2 separate regions of the Homo sapiens genome follow, and region 1 is linked to region 2. A link is a loop called in an ENCODE intact Hi-C map of the cell type or tissue named here. Cell type or tissue: OCI-LY7. All regions are shown on one strand.

Region 1 (4,000 bases), 160 kb after region 2:
TTATTGATATTCCCTTCTTGGTCAAGGGTAGTCTTCTCACTTGATTTATGTTACAGAAATGTAACATAAATTTACAAAAATAACATAAATATGTTACAAAATAACAAATATTTGCAAAAATAACATATTTTGTAAAATGTTACAAATATTTACAAAATAACAACAATATGTTACAAAAATAACGTAAATGCCCTGTGCTAGGTATGGGTAGGTGCTCTCCCCTGCCCCCCAGCTGACTTTTCTCCTCCTAACACAGTTACCTAGTTCTTTATATGCTTTCTGCCTGCTGTTGAGGCCACTTATTCCTCAGATATAGATTTAGCTTCGTAATTCAGATAATTCTCAATCTCTTTTAAATGTCCTTCAATTATCAGAGATAATGATGATGACGACGACAGCAATGACGCCGATAACATCAACTATAATTTAATAATCAGTATATGCCAGGCCTATTCATATATCAACTGATTTAGTCATCACAGCAGCCCCATGAGATAGGTACTATTATTATCTTCTTTTTCCAGACGAAGAACTTGAGGCAGAGAGGTGTTAAATAACTTTTCTCAAATTACACAGCTAAGAAGTTATGGAGCTAAGATTCGAATCAAGTAGCCTGGCTTAACAGAGGCCTGAACTCTTACCCACATGTGATGTTGCTTGTGTACTACAACCAGGTACTCTGCTAGGTATTAGGGATACTTTAAGGAAGAAGGTGGACTATGTAGTACCTGCCCTCCTGAAGTGGGAGAGACAGAAACGATGATATGTCTGGCAAAGTGAGGAGGATGTATGCACGTGCTAAAGGGGTTCTCTAGCAGGGGGCTAATCTAGACTGATCAGAAGGAATTTGCTACCAGTCTTCCTTTTCAGAAGACCTTTTCTGTAGTGTTTTAGGGAAGACGGATGCCTTTCCCCCATCTCCTTTTATCATTCCCCCCCCCCTCCAAAGAAAATAACTAACCCTTCAAAAATTCATTGCATTAAGTGGGACAAGAATTCATTATTTTAATTTTTTAACAACTCGATGGAGGTATAATTGATATACAATGAACTGCACCTATATAAAATTAATTTGTTAGGTTTTGGCATATGTATATACCCGTGAAATCACCACAACCAAGATAATTAACATATGAATCATCTCCGTAAGTTTTCTCATGCCCCTTTGTAGTGCTCCCAATATGCTCTTACCTCCCCAGCACATCTCCAAGCAACCGCTTATCTGCTTTCTGTCACTATTGATTAGTTGGCAATTTCTAGTATTGTATAAAAATGGACTCATACAATAAGTACTGTTTTGCGTGGCTTCTTTCGCTCAGCATAATTATTTTGAAATTCATCCATGTTACTGTATATACTGGTGGTTCATTAATTTTTATTTCTAAGTAGTAGTAATTGTGGATATATGACAATTTGTTTATCACTATTACTTATCTGTTGATGGATATTTGGATTGTTTCCAGTTTTAGGCCAGACAAATAGATTTTTTATGAGTATTCATATTCATATTCTTTATATGTTCTTTTTTCTCTTGGGTAAATAGTTAGAATAGATAGATCATATGGTAGGTGTGTGTTTGAATTTATAAGAACTTGCTAAACTGTTTCCACATTGGTTATACCATTTTACATTCCACCAGCAGCATATGAGACTTTCGGTTCCTCCATAGCCTTGCCAAAGCTTGGTATTGTCGAAGTCTTTTAAATAGGTATGTAGTGATATCATACTAATAGGTTCTAATTTCCTAGTGAATAATGATACTGAGCTTCTTTTCATGCGCTTGTTTACTATCTCATTTACCATCTTCTTTTAATCAGGTGTTCATTTTTTTTGCCCATTTTTTAAAAAACGTGGGTTGTTTTGTTTCTTATGGTTGAATTTTGAGAGTTCTTGTATATTCTGAATACAAGTCCTTTATCAGGTGTATACTTTGCAAGCATTTTCTCTCAGTTGTGGCTTGTCTTTTTATTCTCCTCACAGTGTCTTTTGATAAGCAGAAGTTTTAAATGAAGTCCAATTTATTGTTCTTTTATGGATTATGTTTTTAATGTTATAGCTTAGAAATCTTTGCCTAATCCAAGGTCACAGAAGTTTTCTCCTAGAAGTTTTACAGTTTTATCTTTTACATTTTTAGGTATGTGGTCCATTTTGAGTTGTTTTGTATTTGGAAAGAAGTATAAATCTCGTTTCTTTTCATCCAGTTGTGTCAGCACCATTTGTTGAAAAGACTGTTCTTTCTCTACTGAATTCCGTTTGCACCTGTGGATCTATTTCTGGACTTTCTATTCTGTTTCACTGATCTATTTTTCTCTCTTGACACCAGTATCATACAGTCTTATAGGGATGTGAGTATTATGGGATCTAGCAGACTTCAGAAGAAATGATAAGTGTTACAAACATCAGGTATAGCATTCGATTTCAGTACAGGCCTAGAGAAAAGATAGTCATAATCTTTAAAAACCCTTTATTTGAATAGTGGAATGAAGTGGAGAGATATACTGTGTTGATAGTCAGAAAGACTCAATTCTCTCGGATGTTAATTCTCCCCAAAGTGATCTGTAGATTCAGTGTATATCCCAATCAGAATCTTAGCCAGATATTTGTAGAAATTGACAAGCTGATTCTAAAACTCATATGGAAATGCCAAAGACCTAGAATAGCCAAAACAACTTTGAAGAAGGAAAACAAAGTTGCAGGACTAACACAGCCTGATTTAAAGCCTGCAGACAGTGTGGTGTTGGTGTCAGTATTGAGGTTTACATCTTCATGTTATGCAATGAAATTGTGTCAGTTAGGTTTTGCTGTGTAACAAACTTTCCCACAACTTAATAGCTTAACAAAGTGTTAATCATTTATTTGCTCAGAGTTCTGCGGGTCAGGAGTTTGGGTGATTGTTTTAGTCTTGGCCGCATTTGCTGAGCCTCAGTGGTCTAGGATAACCTCACTCTCATGTCTGGCAGTTGGCAGGTTAGTTGATCTGGGGGCTCAGCTGGAGCAGTTCATCTGTATTCCACTTGCTCTCGTCCTTCACACTTCTTCACACAGTAGTGTCGGGGTTCCAGAGAGTAGCAAGAGAGGGCAAGCCTCAGTGAACAGGCACCTGTCAAGCCTCTGCTTGTGTGATATTTGCTAATATCCCCAAGACCAATGTGAGTCACAAAGCTAAGACCAAATTCAAGGGGTGGAAGAAACAAATTCCACTTCTTGATGGAGGAGCTGTGAAATATTATGACCAATTTTTTGTAGTTCACCAAAAAGGTATTATGAGTTAGTTGAGATAAAAGTTATTATGGAGAGAAAAAAGTTTTGTTGTATAAGATAATGTATGTGAAATTATTTTTAGGTATGTTTCCCTAACAGTATTAGAATATTTAAAATTATTTCCTGCTCTGAAAGTTTTACATTTTGCCCCTTAACCTTTATATATTGTCTTGTAAATTTAAAGTGAATAACTAATGGCTAGGCACAGTGGCTCATGCCTGTAATGCCAGCACTTTGGGAGGCTGAGGTGGGTAGATCACTTGAGGTCAGGAGTGTGAGACCAGCCTGGCCAACATGGTGAAAACCCTGCCTCTAACTTAAAAACAAAAAGTGAATAACTATTGTCCTATCCATTTACTGATTTATGAATGACACTTTTAACAAAACTGCTAATTCCTTGCCTCACAGTTTGTATGCCATGTCTCTCATTCCAAAACAGAAATGCATATCAGCCATTCCATGGTTTACTCTGTTATTACCCATACTTCCTTTCTGTACCATGTGTCATGCAAAGGAGTGTTTCCATACTTAACTATGATTTGCTATTTTCTGGTAGGTATAATTTAAAGATTTCCATTGGTGTAGAAAGCCTTACAATTTTCTCAGTACCTTAGAATCAATAGAACTCTTCCATGGATATTTTTAAATAGGCTTTTGACTTTTTTTGGGTATGCTGACCTGCCTGCCTTTCTGTAGGTATGGCTTCATGTATGCTATGCTGTTTTATGCACTTGAAAAG
Region 2 (4,000 bases):
TGTAAGGAAGGGATCCAGTTTCAGCTTTCTGCATATGGCTAGCCAGTTTTCCCAGCACCGTTTATTAGATAGGGAATCCTTTCCCCATTTCTTGTTTTTTGTCAGGTTTGTCAAAGATCAGGTGGTTGTAGATGTGTGGTATTATTTCTGAGGGCTCTGTTCTGTTCCATTGGTCTATATCTCTGTCTTGGTACCAGTACCATGCTGTTTTGGTTACTATAGCCTTGTAGTATAATTTGAAGTCAGGTAGCGTGATGCCCCCAGCTTTGTTCTTTTGGCTTAGGATTGTCTTGGCAATGTGGGCTCTTTTTTGGTTCTATATGAACTTCAAAGTAGTTTTTTCCAATTCTGTGAAGAAAGTCATTGGTAGCTTGATGGGGATGGCATTGAATCTATAGTTTACCTTGGGCAGTATGGCCATTTTCATGATATTGATTCTTCCTATCCATGAGTCCCTTCTCTGTTTTTAAAGGGGAGATATTTTTATTACTAACCTTAATATGTAATCATATTTGTTATCCATATATACTTGAAATATGGTGTAGTAAATAAACACCATTTAGAGCTTCTCATTTTGGGATTTGAATCCTGGCTTCTCCATTTACCAAATGAATGAGCTATTCAACATCTCTGAGCTCCTGCTCACACATCTGTGAACTGGGAGAATTAATGTATACTCTTATAAACCACTGTAATGAGAACTGAGATTCTTTAAGGTGCCTATCAAGGAACCCAGCACTACATGTTTATTTCTTGCTTTCCTTATATCCTGCTATACAGCACTCACTAACTTCCTGCTTACTGTTTAATCTGCATGGAGTGGTTAATGTGCTTCTGATTGATTAAGTGCCAGAGTTGGGAACTACTAGAGATGAGCAGTGTGTTAAAGGGGAAACCTCATTTGCTCATTATCCAGGGTGGAGGAGTGGAATGAACTGGGTCATTGTGGTCTCTCTTGTCAGAGGAAGGGGAGACAATTCTTTGCTAAGGAGTGAAAGGACTGCTGCAGTATCACAGTGTCTGCAGGGGGGATGTGGATTTCTTAGAACCCGTGGGATCTCTGTTGGGAGGGTGGGTGACAGATTCACTGGCTGTTTTAGTGGTACATGGAAGGCAGGAACAGTAAAAATGTCGTGTTTCAAATTTTATAAGTTTTGTTACGTATGTTGGTTCAAAAGTGGCACTTTTTGTTCTCATTTTGTCTATGGAAATTGAGCTGGGATGCCTTTGTGTTGTCTCTTGTGGTCCCTTTTCAGTCTCTTCAAACCCGCTCTCCAGACTGCTAACACAGTGATCTATCTAAAAGAGCCAATCTGGCCAGGTGCGGTGGCTCATGCCTGTAATCCCAGCACTTTGGGAGGCTGAGGCGGGCAGATGACTTGAGGTCAGAAGTTCGAGACCAGCCTGGCCAACATGATGAAACCCTGTTTCTACTAAAAATACAAAAATTAGCTGGGCGTGGTGGCGCATGCCTGTAATCCCAGCTACTTGGGAGGCTGAGGCAGGAGAATTGTTTGAACCCAGGAGGTGGAGGTTGCAATGAGGAGAGATCGAGCCACTGCACTTCAGCCTGGATGACAGAGTGAGACTCTGTCTCAAAAATAAAACAAAAGAGTCAATTTGTTACTCCACGCTTAAAATCTTTTGAGAGCTTGTGTTTTTTCTCAGGATTGTCTGTTCTCTTGTTTGGCCTGACTTCTGCGTAACTTTCAAGCTCCGTCTCTTTCCACATTCCACCTCCAAGTCCATGTCCAGTGGCTTATAGTTTTCTTAGCATGTGGTGCCACCCAGCTAATGAATACCTCTGTGCTTTTGTTCCTTTCCCTTCTACCCAAAGTTCCTGCTTCATCTCTTCTACCCCCACATTTGTAAGGCTCAATCTTTAATAATGAGTTTGGATATTGATTCCTCCTGGATGCCTTTTGTGACTATTCCCATGTCTCCCACACTCCTGCTGTCTTCCAAGACATCATGTCTATAGCTCTGTTAAAGGACTTTTTAGATTAATACTTGATTGAATGTCTGCCCCACCACGCTTACCCAGACTGTGAGATCCTTAGGAATCTGTAGGATTAAGCACCATGCCTGGGCCCAAGTAGTCAAGAAACTGTCCATTTTTGTTAAATTGAACTTTGTCTTCCTGCTTCTCAGTTGGGGCCTGCAGATGGCTTTAATTGTTTATCCAGATTTTCCCTGGGGGGTCTGGCCCTTGGTCTGCTTTCTATCCCCTGTGAAGACTGCATGTTGTGTGATATGTGAATGTTAACCTGATCTTTTCATTGATATCAGGGTTAAAGGTGAGAGAGGGGTCTCTGAAAACAGAAGCTGGGGTAGAATTTAACTGCAGAATGTGTTGGGTAGGCATAGCAACCTGATATTTAGTTTCCTGTGTTCAGATATTAATTGAGTGCACGTGTGTATATGTAAAAAGCTCCTTTGTGATAGTGTGGTTAAGGAGAAAAGAGGAACCACACAAGTGAGAGAGGCAATTAGAGCCAACCTGTTCCAGTTCGCTGGAGCAGGCTGTTGATTTACCTTTTTACAGTGCTGCTGCAGGATTCTGGAGTGTAGCAGTTCGCATGTATTACCACCATTTGGGGTGAGAACTATTTGATCAGCTAGGGACCTTAACCTTTCTCTTCTCAACCAGTGAATTTCATCGGATACTATAGCTTTATTTTTTATTTTTTATTTTTTTTGAGACCGAGTTTTTGCTCTTCTTGCCCAGGCTGGAGTGCCATGGCATGATCTCGGCTCACTGCAACCTCCGCCTCCCGGGTTCAAACAATTCTCCTACCTCAGCCTCCCGAGTAGCTGGGATTTACAGGCACCCACCACCAAGCCTAGCTAATTTTTGTATTTTTAGTAGAGACAGGGTTTCACCATGTTGGCCAGGCTGGTCTCGAACTCCTGACATCATGATCCACCCGCCTCGGCTTGCAAAGTGCTGGGATTACAGGCATGAGCCACGTGCCCGGCACTGTAACATGTTTTTATGGATCTGGGGAAAATACCAAGCGGAGACACTTCACAATACATGGTATTTTTCACATCACTCATATTGGATATGTTTGAAAATAAGGAAGTCTGATAGTGTTCCTTTAAATCTCAGCCTTGGCGATAGATTCATAGAAGTATTTTATAAGAATTCTCTCTGGCTGTTGTTCTCCCCTCCGACTTCACTTTCAGCTTCTGGTTTGGGGTCCTGTATAATCCTTGCCTGTTCCAGCCAGTTTAGTAGGGACCTCTTTAGCTGCAAATGATTGTACTTCATAGTGCCTCTGGCCTTTTCTATTCTAAATGAATAAAGAGAATTCTGAGAAGGGAATGAGAGAGAGCAGCCTGTAATATATCACTTCCTTCTGACATGTCCTGCACTTACGTGGCATCTAGAAATTTCTGCCAAAAATTCAAGGCACAGGACACATGATAAATACCACTTATGAAGTAGATGACATTCTTGAATTGTCAAATGATGGTGATGGAATAACTGCTTAAAAACCTGTTTTCCCAAGGGTGGAAAACAGCCTTTGAGGTTTAGACTTCCACATGGGTGTGTTCAGCCATAAGACGTGGGTTTTCTTAGGGACTTAGGTCCCCAGGTAACACCTTGGTGTGTGGGATTTTTCCCATGTATAGGCTGGTTCCTTGGTTTCTCCGTTGTTGAAGAAGAGAGATTTTGCACTGGGTATTGGATATTTTATTCCAGGCATGTGGTTTTTGAGGAGGCATATTGTTGATGTATTTTTTTTTTCTGGCTGCATTGATTTTTGTCAGATTCTAACTGGAAATACCACAAGCAAAGCATGATTTATCATGAGGGATGGGTGGTGTGGCCGTGGGACTCTCCTAGCTCTGGGGATTGGGGTGGAGGCAGAAGCTATGTGAGTAAAACTAGAGGAACTACAGACAGGGCCTGGGGAGACTGGGGGTGTCTGAATGTGGCCTGCAGCAGTTGCTTGAGTTGGAATACTTTTGGGCAGAGGCTCATAGAAATTTC

The links. Peaks named below come from ENCODE experiments on the same cell type or tissue, not always from the same donor. Only the 100,000 strongest peaks of a DNase experiment are listed, where the experiment ranks them.
Region 1: it touches region 2 in a loop (3-fold over the local background); 1 of 110 quality-filtered maps calls a loop at or near these places.

Annotation. Positions count from the first base shown.
Region 1 is chr22:35,859,320-35,863,319 of GRCh38, reverse strand. The region is part of intron 2 of RBFOX2 (RNA binding fox-1 homolog 2); the gene reads left to right. Among named protein-coding and RNA genes, the nearest start is that of APOL5, 140 kb to the right of the region's middle. In OCI-LY7, no CTCF peak of the experiment used is centred here; DNase peaks (open chromatin) are centred at 1,659, 2,269 and 3,069; H3K4me3 peaks cover 2,411 bases; H3K27ac peaks cover 4,000 bases.
Region 2 is chr22:36,016,229-36,020,228 of GRCh38, reverse strand. The region is part of intron 1 of RBFOX2 (RNA binding fox-1 homolog 2); the gene reads left to right. Among named protein-coding and RNA genes, the nearest start is that of RBFOX2, 11 kb to the left of the region's middle. In OCI-LY7, no CTCF peak of the experiment used is centred here; DNase peaks (open chromatin) are centred at 1,228, 2,478, 3,298 and 3,908; H3K4me3 peaks cover 3,237 bases; H3K27ac peaks cover 3,753 bases.